Linked DNA regions of Homo sapiens: region 1 is linked to region 2. The links are chromatin contacts, found by Hi-C or POLR2A ChIA-PET in ENCODE. All regions are on one chromosome and are shown on one strand. The core of a region is the stretch at or near the end of the contact, and the rest is flanking DNA. Distances in the headings are between cores, read along the strand shown. Region 1 overlaps LDLRAD4 (low density lipoprotein receptor class A domain containing 4). Region 2 overlaps LDLRAD4 (low density lipoprotein receptor class A domain containing 4).

Region 1 (6,511 bases), core at 751-3,250, 180 kb after region 2:
ACACGTCCCACTGTGGACACTGGAGAATCCTTCTGCCCACACACGTCCTGCCGTGGACACTGGAGAATCCTTCTCCCCACACACATCCCGCCGTGGACACTGGAGAATCCTCCCCACATACGTCCCCAGCCATAGACACTGGAGAATCCTTCTCGCCACACACATCCCGCCGTGGACACTGGAGAATCCTTTTCCACACACACGTCCCGCCGTGGACACTGGAGAATCCTTCTTGACACACGTGTCCCACTGTGGACACTGGAGAATCCTTCTCGCCACACACGTCCCACTGTGGACACTGGAGAATCCTTCTCCCCACACACGTCCTGCTGTGGACACTGGAGAATCCTTCTTGCCACACGTGTCCCACTGTGGACACTGGAGAATCCTTTTCCCCACACACGTCCTGCTGTGGACACTGGAGAATCCTTCTTGCCACACGTGTCCCACTGTGGACACTGGAGAATCCTTCTGCCCACACACATCCCGCCGTGGACACTGGAGAATCCTTCTCCCCACACACGTCCCGCCGTGGACACTGGAGAATCCTCCCCACACATGTCCCCAGCCGTAGACACTGGAGAATCCTTCTCGCCACACACGTCCCGCCGTGGACACTGGAGAATCCTTCTCGCCACACACGTCCCACCGTGGACACCGGAGAATCCTTCTCGCCATACATGTCCTGCTGTGGACACTGGAGAATCCATCTCCACACACGTCCCGCCGTGGACACTGGAGAATCCTTCTTGCCACACACGTCCTGCCGTGGACACCGGAGAATCCTTCTCGCCATACACATCCCGCCGTGGACACTGGAGAATCCTTCTCACCACACACGTCCCGCCGTGGACTCTGGAGAATCCTTCTACTCACACACACGTCGCGCCGTGGACACTGGAGAATCCTTCTACTCACACACATCCCGCTGTGGATACTGGAGAATCCTTCTCGCCACACACTTCCCACCGTGGACACTGGAGAATCCTTCTCGCCACACACGTCCTTTCGTGGACACTGGAGAATCCTTCTACTCACACACGTCCCGCCATGGATACTGGAGAATCCTTGCCACACACGTCCTGCCGTGGACACTGGAGAATCCTTCTCGCCACACACTTCCCACCATGGACACTGGAGAATCCTTCTCGCCACACACGTCCTGCCGTGGACACTGGAGAATCCTTCTACTCACACACGTCCCGCCGTGGATACTGGAGAATCCTTCTTGCCACACACGTCCCGCCGTGGACACTGGAGAATCCTTCTCGCCACACACTTCCCACCGTGGACACTGGAGAATCCTTCTCGCCACACACATCCTGCCGTGGACACTGGAGAATCCTTCTACTCACACACGTCCCGCTGTGGATACTGGAGAATCCTTCTCGCCGCACACGTCCTGCCATGGACACCGGAGAATCCATCTCCACACATGTCCCGCCGTGGACACTGGAGAATCCTTTTTGCCACACACGTCCAGCCGTGGACACTGGAGAATCCATCTCCACACACGTATCCTGCTGTGGACACTGGAGAATCCTTCTGCCCACACACGTCCTGCTGTGAAAACCTCCACGCTCCCTTTCCGTTTTTGCTCTCAGCTGTCCTTCCAGTATGCTGCTTGGGTCAAGCAGCCGCATCTCCACTGTCCTAATGACAAAAGACACCAGCACTGTCTCACTTCCTTTCCTCCTCCTCTCCAGAGTGTTACCTTCCTGATTGACAGGGACTTTCGGTTTTCTATTTAGAAGCACATGTTTGGTGCAGACATGTTGTCCAAGACTTGACATTGGGAAATGTTGGGAATAATCTGAAACTCCTTACAATGTGATGTTTTGGTGATTAAAAAAAAATGTTTAGGAAAGGTTGCTAGGCTTTAAAAATATATATATTTTGCTAACCTCATGGAGTCACTGTGCAGACCCTCTCAGCAGCTAGCCAGGCTGGCCTGGCCCTGACGGCCCGGGAATAGCAGCTGTCTTGTGACTTCCCACAGCAGGCACATTGCGTCGTCTCTCAAAGTCCCTCCTCTGGAGCGCCTCCTCTGCCCGTGGGGCTGTGCGGGACAGTGGCCGCGTCTCTGTCTCATTGCAGGACAGCACTGGGTCTTAGGTGCTTTTTCATGTTGTCCACACCTAACGCTGCTGCTCCCCGGGGCCCAGTTTTGAAACTGCCCTTTGGCATCATGCTTTCCCGCCCCTCCTGGGAGCAGCGCCTGTGGGAGGGCAGCGTTATTCCCAGCTCCTCAGAGAGGAGACCACATCCATGGCAGTGTGTGACTGTCCCTTTCGGCGGTCCTTTGTGAAGCCCGCGGGAAGTTCTGCATTCAGTTCCTGACTCCCAGAAAAACGTCCTGTCTTTTGAACTGAAAGGAGGCTGATGTCAGAGCCTCGTTGAGTAACAATGGAGAAAATCTACATCAGAGGAAAGAAGCCCTGAGCTGCTTTAAATGCTTCTGTAAGATGATATGCCACAACACGAATGTGGATTGTTGACAGTAACCACAGAGACGAGATCATCGAGGGAACCAGCTGGGAGTTTGTGAGGCCATAAAACACATCATCAAAAATATGGTGAAGCAAATTCAGAATTGGTTTTTAGAAAGGAGAAGGAACCATTGGCAATCTGACCCATAAATTATTCTACATTTTCAAATATTATAACTAGGAAGGTCGCTTCAAGGAGCCTTCAAGCCCCTCATGCCCACCCGCCCCAAACCCATTGTCACTGCTAGGTCCCAGATTTACAGCCACCTGGAGAGGAAGTTGCAGGGGGTCTCTGTGCAGCTGAGGATGATGGAAGGGATTGCAGAAGGCTGGTGCTGTAACTGTTGTTAGCGGGAGATTGAGGCCGGGGGGTGGAGTAGGGGCTACTTTCTTCCCCCTGCACCTGCTATCATGATTTCAGCAAAACCTTGCCTTTCTCCTCTTCAATCTTAAATAGGTACAGTGGCTGAGTATTAATATTAATGAGCATAATAACAATAATAAAACTGGCAGTAGCATCAAATGAATGTGGTCTCCTGCAGTAGAAATATTTACCCGATGTGTCCTGCCAGTGAGAGAGATTTTGGCATTAAACCTAGACATTACCTCATCCTCCTGGGCAGACAGCCGATTGCCATGCTAAGCAAGTCTGCGCCGAGAAGAGCTGAGTACCTGCCGACGGCTGCATGGCCCAGACCCCAGGGAACACAGTTTCCTTGAGCCTGTCTGTCTGTCTGTCTGTCTGGGTCTCACCCTTAATTCCTTTCTTTCTCTTTCCCTCCTCCGGAGGTTGGCATTGTGTATTTTCAAATTGTGTTGCTTTTTTTTTTTGCAGAATCTTGTAGGGTGTGTTGTGAAAAGTCTGCCAGCCAGGTGGGTGGGTATTATTAATAATCCATAGAAACCCAAGGGGTCCGGAGTGAGAGGAGAAACATGACGTGCCTGTGTGTGCACAGGACGCCTGACACTCGCTCACACACGCATGTCCCTCTCTCTGAGAGCCAGGGAATGGGGTGGGGGTTGGTTTGGTTTAATGCATGATAAAAACAGGGGCATTCTGTAATAACAGAGCTTTCATTTCAAGATTCTTAACAACTAAAATAATATTTTGAAACATTTGGAATTGTACTAGAAATGTGTGTTTGATATGTTCAACCTAAGAAAACATCACACTTAAAATGCTTTTACTCCACTGGCTTCAGACCTCTTTGAAATTGGTGCCTACACAGCTGAGAAGTCCGGGTAGGTGCCGTAGGCAAATTGAGGGGAGAAAGTGACATCTTGTGTAACGCTGCAAATTCGCGGAAGGCTTTGAACCGTCACCAGAGTAGCAAATACTCATTGTGAAAGTTTTTGCAATGAGGTACGGAAAACCATTTCAGCTGCTCTGATTGTCAGCTCTCCTGTGTTTTCTTTAGCTCCTGACTTAAAGTTACGTGTCCTGTCAGTTTTGATACTCTTACTACTTAGTGCTTTAGGTTTTATCAGCTGGTGCCACATCTTTTAAAATTCTGTCCCACTAGCCTCTGTGCTGGTCCTGACCGATTCACCAGCTCTTGGGACTGTGTCCAGATGCCTTTTGTGATGCCTCTTTTCTAAAATGCTTTTATTTGGGTTTAAGATGTACTAATTCTTTCACACACCCATAGCTGAATACCAAATATTGGTATGCATACTACCAAACTTTTGTGTATGAAGTTCGTACAAGGCACTAAGTCATTTAAAACATTTTAATTGTGTGCTGAGCTCGTAAGTGTACAATATGACTGTCTAGTAAATTCTTAATTATTTGTCGACTCTTTATCGAAGAAAAAAGTAAGTAGGGGAAAAGATAAAGGAGCATCCAGCCGGTGGCAAAGGAACAAGCCGTGTAGCTCTGCTTCTCACCCACTCTCAGCTAGCTTGGGCCACGGCTGCCTGAAGTGACACCAAACAGGAACCCCACTGGGAGGACTGTACGGGCCACACCCATGGACGTGATCTGTCTATGAAACAGGTCTTCTCAGTGCTTCGGGGTGAATTTTGACTTCTCCTGAGCCATCCTCAGAGCACAGCTGGTGGGGAACTTCACCCGTCTGGTCACTCCTGAAGCAGTCTGGCTGGCAGCCACAGGCTGGGATCCCAGTTGTTGGAGGTCAGTGCACACAGCGGCTATCTGCTGTAGCAGAAAGAATTTAGGGGAGGAAAGGCTTGAGAAGGAAGGGCAAGAGAGAGCAGACTTTGTGGCATCAGTCAGGTATATGTGCTTGTATTAACATGAACCTGAGAGGCTGATGGTATTACATGGAATTCCAAGTTTCGACTGCATGAATTCTGTCTCTTGTGGTTTATCTATGGCCACCATCAACCGATGTTGTGTGATAAAACGTTTAAAGTATGTACAACTGAAAGTGGAGATGGATACTAGGGGCATTTAACGTTTTAAGCTTTCCTCCAGGGTTTTTTCCTCAGTTACATGGAGGATGGCCCTAGGTACTAACTGTTGGAAATGGCAGCATTGAAAAGTGCAGCACTTTCTGCTTCAGCAGCATCTCAATTCTGCGCAGCCTTTGAAAATCCTTTTCTACAGATAGCAGGCAACCTGCCATTGTTCCCAGCCGGCAGCGTGGTCCCTGCCACCAGGTGCTTGAACAAACGGCCATGTGTATGAGGGTCCCTTCTCCTAAGTAAAATTACCCTAAAGACTCTAAACGAGAATGGAGACTTTGAAAAAAATCTTCTGTATTTTTCTATTTTAATTATCAAGTAGGGGAAACAGATCTGAAGGGGAAAGAGGAGAGAGGACCAGAAGGGGGCTTCCTTGCTGTGCAGGAGACCTGTGGATCCAGTGGAAAGCAGCCCCATGTGAGATGAAATTATCACAGGGGCGGGATGTGCCAGAGGGGAAGCAGGCAGCCCAGGCATGTGTGCGTGGATGTGGAGCCCCTTTCTGAAGTGAGTTTGGTTTTATTTTGGGCAGGCCTCATAGGCTGTACATCTGGCAGGAGATGAGAAAGGAAAGACTGGCTCTTGTTTTAAAAAAAAAAACTAAGTAAAAAATAATTATTTAAAAATGACTCAAAAGAAATAATTATGAGACTAGTTATGATAGAGTAAAATGATTTGTTCATTTTCCAGATTTTAGGTAACATGGATATACTATATTTAAAGATTTATTTTTTTAATAACATTACTAATGATAGGCAAGGCTCATATAGTACATAATACATGCCAGGCGCTTTGTAGAAATGAACTCATGTAGTCCTCCTCACAGCTCTATAAAGTTAGCATAATTACCGTCTCCACCCTAGAGCTGAGGGAGAGAGGCTCACGCAGGTCACATATCTCGCCTTGAATCACACAAGTGGTAAGCAGTGGAGCCAAGAACTGAGCTGGGCAATCTGGCCCCAGAGTCCGTTCGCTGACCCCCATGCTACACCCCCTCTCAAAAACAGAGACTTGGACACCAGATCCAAATTCAAACAAGACAGTTCCCTGCTTTTATCAACCTAAAGCATTACTAATGGGTTGCTCCGGTTCACAGGTGTGGCATTCACAGTGGCATTCTCCAGATGAAGACCATGGCTTTTAAGACAAGTGTCCACGGTCTGCAGATGAACAGTTGCAAACTCAGAGAGAACTAAGCCATCTAGAATATTGCATTCATTCTATATTTTTATTTTTATTTTATTTTGTGTTTTTGAGACAGAGTCTCACTCTGTCACCCAGGCTGGAGTGCAGTGGCACGATCTCAGCTCACTGCAACCTCTGCGTCGGGGGTTCAAGCGATTCTCCTGCCTCAGCCTCCCGAGTAGCTGGGATTACAGGCATGCGCTATCACGCCTGGCTAATTTTTGTACTTTTAGTAGAGATGGGGTTTCACTATGTTGGCCAGGCTGGACCCAAACTCCTCACCTCAGGTGATCTGCCTGCTTCGGCTACCCAAAGTGCTGGGATTACAGGCATGAAAGAACCACCCCACTTGGCCATTCTGTATTTTTAGAATACACACTTTCTCTTCCGAGAGAGGCATGGGTGTGGCT
Region 2 (7,029 bases), core at 996-3,495:
TGTTGAAGTGTATCTGTTGAACCTGGCAACATTCAAGGCAGGCTGAGTTAAAGAAAGCACGTCACAAGACAGTATGTGCACTGTGATCCCACTTCAGTTAAAAATGTGTATGTTTATATTCATATAGAGAAAAGTCTGGAAGAATAACCCAAAATATAAGTAATGTTTCTGTCTGAGTGGTGGGATTATGGGTGATTTTATCTTCTCTGTTTATTTCTATTTTTGTATTTTCTCCAATGAACGTTTGTTACTCCTATAATAAAAATAAAAGCCATTTAAGAAAAAATTTTTTATCATATGACACCAACTGTTTCTACTAGAGGAATCTATGTCTTCTTTTAATCTTTATCAGTGTACACAGTTGAATTTCACATTATGTTAAATATTTGTCTCTCTGTGTCATCTGGAATAGAATTTTCTGCATTACCGTGTGGTTGAGTATACATCTGCCACTCGTCCGGTCCCTCGCTTCCTGTCCTTGTGAAGTCACTGTTCCCTGAGTGTTGTCAGCACTGGGAGGGTTCAGCGCAGGGGTCCCTTCAAGGCAGGACCGCTCACCTGGAGCTTCCGGCTTTCCCTGCGCACCACTGCCTCCTTCCCCTGCTGCCTGTGGCCATCGCTGATTTCTGGGGATGGAGCTTTAATTCATAGTGAAATCTTTTTTTTTTTTGAGACAGAGTCTCCCTCTGTCGCCCAGGCTGGAGTGCGGTGGCATGATCTCAGTTCACTGCAACCTCCGCCTCCCGAGTTCAAGCGATTCTCGTGCCTCAGCCTCCTGAGTAGCTGGGACTACAGGTGCATGCCACCACACCCGGCTAATTTTTGTATTTTTAGTAGAGACGGGGTTTTACCATACTGGTCAGGCTGGTCTCGAATTCCTGACCTCAGGAGATTTACCTGCCTTAGCCTCCCAAAATGCTGGGATTCATAGTGAATCTTAAGTGTGACCTCATAAAATAGAATAAATGCCCATCCATAAGACTAAAATTTCTTGTGTTTTTCTCCTTCTGAGTTTAAAATGGCACTGGATGACAAATGGAAAGCTTGATGCTGCTCTTAATGTGCCGCTAGGCATTCCGGGGATTTCAAAGCCAGTGGACGGGAGGTGGCCTCTGCCAGTGTCTGTCTGGTGTCTGTCTGTGTCACTGTGGTGCTGCCTGGGCCACAGACCTAGGCAGGACCCTGGGTGATGGAGCTCCTGTCTGGTGGGTGTGTGTGGGCAGTGCTGTTCCTGTCCACGTTAGAAAAGCCCTCTTACTTTACACTGAGTCATGCTCCCTCTCCACCACGGACCGCAGTCCCCTTCCCTAGTGACTCGCTGTCCCCTTCCTTTGTTGCGCAGCTTTCTGGCTTTAAATGAGGAGAGCTTAAGAATGGATGGGGAGCTCAGCACTCACAGTAACTGTTGGTGAACTCAGGGCCTGCTACGTCTGGAACACATCAAGCCATTTAGTGGGTGAGGTCATTCACTGTTTTTAAATGCTGCTGCAGCTCTTATTTCTCATGAAGCCCTTTATACCTATTAAATACTTCATAGTATTGATTAACTTAGCTGCTGCTCCTCTCTGTCATGGCACCTTTTGCTCATGTGGACTTTATGGTGCAGAAACACGAATCGATTGTCGTAATGAACAACACCCCTCTGAAGTGGCCACGGCGGGTATGATTCGTCCCAGTTCACGGGCGAGTAACAGAGGTGCGCAGTGGCGGGGCAGCTGGCCCAGGTCGTGCAGCTGCTGTGCGTGAGCCAGCTCGCTCCTGAGTTTCCTTTTGTTTGACAGCATTTTGTTTACAGACACCACACCAATCCTTGGTCTTGGATACATCAGAAAAGTTGGAGTTCTAGAGGTGGGTGGAGGCAGGACTTGTACCCTCTCCCTGCAGCAAAGACAAATTCATTAAGCATTTGGAACACTTGTTAAGTTCAGTTTGTCTCTCTCTAAAAGTTATCACTAGATGACTCTCTCATTTTTGTGTGTGCGTGTTTTAGATTTGCCTGTAACTTACGACCAGGGATACTGGCTTTCTATTTATGGTAGTAATAGCAGTTCTCCTTTTAAATAAACTTATTTTCAGCCAAAAGAGTGATTAGGTCTATCAAAAAATGATAAGGAAATAAACAGTACAGATCGTCTATATTTATGGCAAAAACCATGAAAAGGGCATTCCAGGGGCTGAATTTTGGAAACCCCGCATGAGATGACCTTTGAGGTCAATATTTCCGGGAACAGTTGCCTCATAGCTCTGAGACTTACGATTTAAAGCTCAGGTCATGAGACATTACTTGAGGCCACTATGTCTCATTTCTATTATAATTTTTATAATAAATGATTCCTTGACTGATATACCCAAGGGAAGAAAGGATGAAAAACCAAAACCAAAAAACTATGTGTGGCCTATTCACAGAGTATAAAAAATTATGTTTTGAGTTGAAAACAGTGTTGTCTGCATTGTTGCAGGAATCATAGTTGACTCCATCCTGAGATTTCAACTTTAGGATGAGATAACATATTTTATTGCATATCTGATCATAAGATCTTCTGTAGTTTTATACATCGTTTCTGTTTACAAGAGAGAATGCTGCGCCTCTGAGGGAAAAGAATCATTCGCAAGTCTTTTAGCTGCATCTCTGACTTGGCGAATCCTGCTTTCAAGATTGCATTAGTCGTATTAGGTGACTGACACTGTGAAGTCCTGTGTTGACGTAATCTGTTGCCTTTTCTTTATTTTTACGTTTCCGCTGCCTCTCATCTAGGAAGGAGCCTTATGAATGAACACATTGAAAAGTCATCCTTTAATTGAGGGAAGAGACTACTTTTAACCCTGTCTGAGCCTGCTGCTCTCCCCCTGGGACTGCAGTGACCAGTGCTCTCAAACTGCTTGGCATAATTCCTTATGGAAGAGTGAATCCCCTCTGATAGAGGGTAATCCTGACTTTGTTTGAATTCTTCCAGTAACAGAGAGCTCAGCCTGTAAGAAGGTGGCCCAAGTTGCTTTCTGGACACTTGTAGTTTTAGAAGCATCTTCTGTCCTGTGACGGTGAGGAAGGTCACTGCAGTCCCCAACAGTGAGGCTCAGCACAGGCTGTGGGAATCCCGCTGCCAGGTGCAATGGCAGGGTGGAGCCGGGGAGCAATGGGGCAACTCTACGTTTGAGTAACGTGTGACGTGTTGACCTCATTGTTCCCTGAGTGTCACAAATGCCCATGGCATCTGGTAGACCGTGTTCAAGTTTAATTCAGGAGTTCAAAGCCTAACAGGATTGTTGTCATTCCCTCCCAGTGGGACCCTCCAGAAGGTGGCTCCTCTCCGTGACTGGACATAACAAGCCACGCCTGTGTCTGCAGGTGGGGAAAAGTAAATTGGAGGCCAGGCATGAATGCACTGTTTCAGTGAGCCCTAGTGAGTTCAGTGTGGAGAGCGTAGTTGGAGATACTTGGTTTTGCAGCTCCCCCGCCCTCTTGTGTTGATGAAGGCAGCAAGCAGAGGTGGTTAACTTCGGCCCGAGCATGCTGCAGGACTCCGAGAGACTGGCTCCCTGGGTCTTCTCTGGCCCAGCAGACAGGCTGCCTGCTGCAGACAGGCCGGTCTCCTGCCCCTACCCGCCGTCTGCACACTCAGCCCTGCATCTCCCCCAGAGGCCTATGCGCGGTTTGGCTGCCCGGCCAGGTTCCTCCTGAACATTATGAGTCTGTGATTTCAGATGTAGCTGCAAACGTTTCCAAAGCCTATCTCTGGGCCTATCGCCGTGTGATGTTTTAAAACCATAGTTTATTTGGCTTTTTGTGGCTATTTAATTCTCTTCGGGACTCATTCATCTCCCTCAAATTTTAAGTGGTTGTTTACAGCTCTGAATTATTTTCTTTGTGTCCTCTTGTTTCTAGTCTTTCCCATTCAATTTTACAGCTATCAGGTTTGGATAATTAGAATGGAGATTCTTCTTCCAAAAATAAGGTATTAAGAATAAACACACAAGGCTGGGCGTGGTGACTCACGCCTGTAATCCCAGCACTTTGGGAGGTCGAGGCGGGTGGATCACCTGAGATCAGGAGTTTGACCTGGCCAACATGGTGAAACCCCATCTCTACTAAAAATGCAAAAATTAGCCGTTGTGTGGTGATGTGTGCCTGTAATTTCAGCTGCTCGGGAGGCTGAGGCAGGACAATTGCTGGAACCAGGGAGGCAGAGGTTGCAGTGAGCCGAGATCGCGCCATTGCACTCCAGCCCAGGCAACAACAGCGAGACTCCGTCTCAAAAAAAAAAAAAAAAAAAAAAAAAAAAAAAAAAAAAAAAAGAAAAGAAAAAGAATAAAAAGAATAAACACACAGACTTAAAAATCTTTATTTGTGCAGAAAGCAATTGAAAGCCAGAATAATTATATTTAGAATTTTTTTTTTACAAAAAACTAGCAATGCTTGTTCTTTTTATTGAAACACAGAAAATATTAATTCACAGCATAGAAAACTTTATCCTAAGAAAAAAAATCTAGTGGTGATCTCATCAGAGTCTATGTTGTATTGCGACACACTTAACATAATTTGAAAATTACTTCTTTGTGAAAAATTGTCTACATTATCCCTTCTTAATTTTTTTATGTAAGGACTTTTACTTCACAGCTGATTTTTAAAATGGCTCTCACTTCTTTATTTCTATTATTTATTTAAGCCAGTCACTTTTCTCACTTTTTTTTTTTTTTTTTTTTTGGTTTTGAGACAGAGTCTTGCTCTGTCTCCCAGGCTGGAGCGCAGTGGCGCAATCTTGGCTCACTGCAACCTCCACCTCCCGGGTTCAAGTGATTCTCCCAACTCAGCCTCCCCAGTAGATGAGACTACAGGAGTGTACCACGACGCCCAGCTAATTTTTGTATTTTTAGTAGAGATGGGATTTTGCCATATTGGCCAGGCTGGTCTAAAACTCCTGACCTCAGGTGATCCACCTGCCTCAGCCTCCCAAAGTGCCTCCCAAAGTGGCGTGAGCCACTACACCTCGCCTGTCATCCATGTTTCTTTTCTTTTTCTTATTTTTTTGAGACGGAGTATCGCTCTGTCACCCAGGCTGGAGTGCAGTGGCGCGATCTCAGCTCACTGCAACCTCTGCCTCCCGAGTTCAAAAAATTCTCCCACCTCAGCCTCCCCAGTAGCTGGGACTACAGGTATACACCACCATACATGGCTAATTTTTTTTTTTTTTTTTTTTGATGGAGACGGGATTTTACCATGTTGGCCAGGCTGGTCTCTAACTCCTGTCCTCAGGTGATCCACCTGTCTCGGCCTCCCAAATTGCTGGCATTACAGGCGTGAGCCACTGCACCAGGCCATATTTCTCACTTTTTTGTACTCGGCTGTACCCCTTACAGATGGATAATGTAAATTTGTGTCACACAAACGCTTTGACTCAATTTTCTTTTTCTTCACAAATAGTTACAAAATTGGTAGCAGCATCTCTCTGGATTTCTACTTTTATGAAGCTTGCTCAGGGAGAAGCAGGTGGGAAGAGGAGTAGTAGAAAGAAAACCACGTCCTTCTCACTCCACAGAAAAAGCTTTTGTTTTTTAGAAATTTGCCTTTTAAAAGATAGGTCTTTATCCATTTCACTTTTCTGCATACATTTCTTTTTGTAGACACAGGATCTTGCTTTGTGCCTTGGCCTCCCAAGTAGCTGGAGCTATGGGCGCCGCCACTGCGCCTGGCTGCAGCATGTCACGCATTTGCTTTCACCAGGGATGCCCCTTTTTATCCTCAGTTCCTGAAAGTGAGCTCTCGTGCTGTGAAAATGGCAGGACTGGTAATTAGGAGAGGGCTGGATGTGGGAAAAGGAATGAGGATAGTTTTTGCGTCCTGAGCTGGAAATAGCAAATGTGTTCACATTCTTTGCTCTTTTCTTGCTTCCAAGTCAGGTCCTTATTTGACAGGGCCGTGACTCAAGTGAGGTGCCACGTTTAAGGAGGCGCCAAACTCCAAACAAAACAAAACACCCCTCAGTAACTGAGTTAAATAATACTTTAATGTAATATTAAAAGTATGGAAATTATGACAGATGTGCGTGATGAACAAAGTATTCAGCATATGGGACTGTGACTATTGTTCAATATATATAAGGTATAAGGATTTCCAGTGAATACTCTGAAATGTTTGGTTAATCTATTCATATTGGTATTTTTCCTTGGTGAACATTTGTAATAAAGAAGGAAATAAGTTCAGAGAAGGATATAATCTTCAAAAAGTCATCAGAGTTATCATCTGAGGTCAGGAGTTTGAGAGCAGCCTGGGCAACATGGTGAAACTCCGTCTCTACTAAAAGTATAAAAATTAGCCGGGTGTGGTGTCACTGCCTCTAGTCCCAGCTACTTGGGAGGCTGAGGCAGGAGAATCGCTTGAACCTGGGAGGCAGAGGTTGCAGTGAGCCAAGATCGTGCCGCTGCACTCCATCCTGGGCAAGAGTGAGAAAAGAAAGTCATCAGGATTAGCATACCAAATCTTGACGATGAATTACACGTGCGTGGCTCCATTAACCATCTTGAGTTCAAGTGTCTATTTTTTTTTTTTTTGAGACGGAGTCTCGCTCTGTCGCCCAGGCTGAAGTGCAGTGGCACGATCTCGGCTCACTGCAAGCTCCGCCTCCCGGGTTCACACCATTCTCCTGCCTCAGCCTCCCCAGTAGCTGGGACTACAGGTGCCTGCCACCACACCTGGCTAATTTTTCGTATTTTTTTTTTAGTAGAGATGGGGTTTTACCATGTTAGCCAGTATGGTCTCCATCTCCTGACTTTGTGATCCGCCTGCCTTGGCCTCCCAAAGTGCTGGGATTACAGGCATGAGCCACCGCGCCTGGCCTCAAGTGTCTATTTTTTGACAAGGTTCTGAAATTACGAACTCTCTGAGTATGTCCCGAGGACCTTCTATGCGCAGAGAACAGTGGCAGAACGGGGAAGAGGGAGAAGCGGCCTGTGGGTTTATTAGCTGGTGGCTTCTCGCAGGAGCACGTTGACTCTGAGGCCAGGCATCCGGGCAGCAGGGGAGGGGCTGGCGTG

Evidence for each region. A loop is a pair of places that touch in the nucleus more often than their neighbours do. ChIA-PET counts read pairs that join two places held with the same protein, here RNA polymerase II (POLR2A). Pooled maps may share reads with other maps.
Region 1: a map of ascending aorta shows a loop between it and region 2 (2.5-fold over the local background). The contact joins two enhancer-like sites. A Hi-C loop is called at or near these places in 1 of 168 maps with a recorded cell type or tissue (ascending aorta), 1 of 37 single-sample maps with no recorded cell type and 3 of 50 pooled maps. POLR2A ChIA-PET finds 5 or more read pairs at or near these places in 1 of 52 experiments (activated CD4-positive, alpha-beta T cell).

The regions. Positions count from the first base shown.
Region 1 is chr18:13,498,276-13,504,786 of GRCh38, forward strand. The region is part of intron 4 of LDLRAD4 (low density lipoprotein receptor class A domain containing 4); the gene reads left to right. Among named protein-coding and RNA genes, the nearest start is that of LDLRAD4-AS3, 31 kb to the left of the region's middle. RefSeq lists an enhancer at 1,965-2,622. Within about 2 kb of position 2,001, at least 15 of the 41 ENCODE cell types and tissues checked have a DNase peak (open chromatin) inside an H3K27ac peak, as active enhancers do; they include ascending aorta, where a contact is called at or near this core.
Region 2 is chr18:13,317,610-13,324,638 of GRCh38, forward strand. The region is part of intron 2 of LDLRAD4 (low density lipoprotein receptor class A domain containing 4); the gene reads left to right. Among named protein-coding and RNA genes, the nearest start is that of C18orf15, 82 kb to the left of the region's middle. RefSeq lists enhancers at 1,203-1,704, 3,171-3,670. Within about 2 kb of position 2,246, at least 2 of the 41 ENCODE cell types and tissues checked have a DNase peak (open chromatin) inside an H3K27ac peak, as active enhancers do; they include ascending aorta, where a contact is called at or near this core.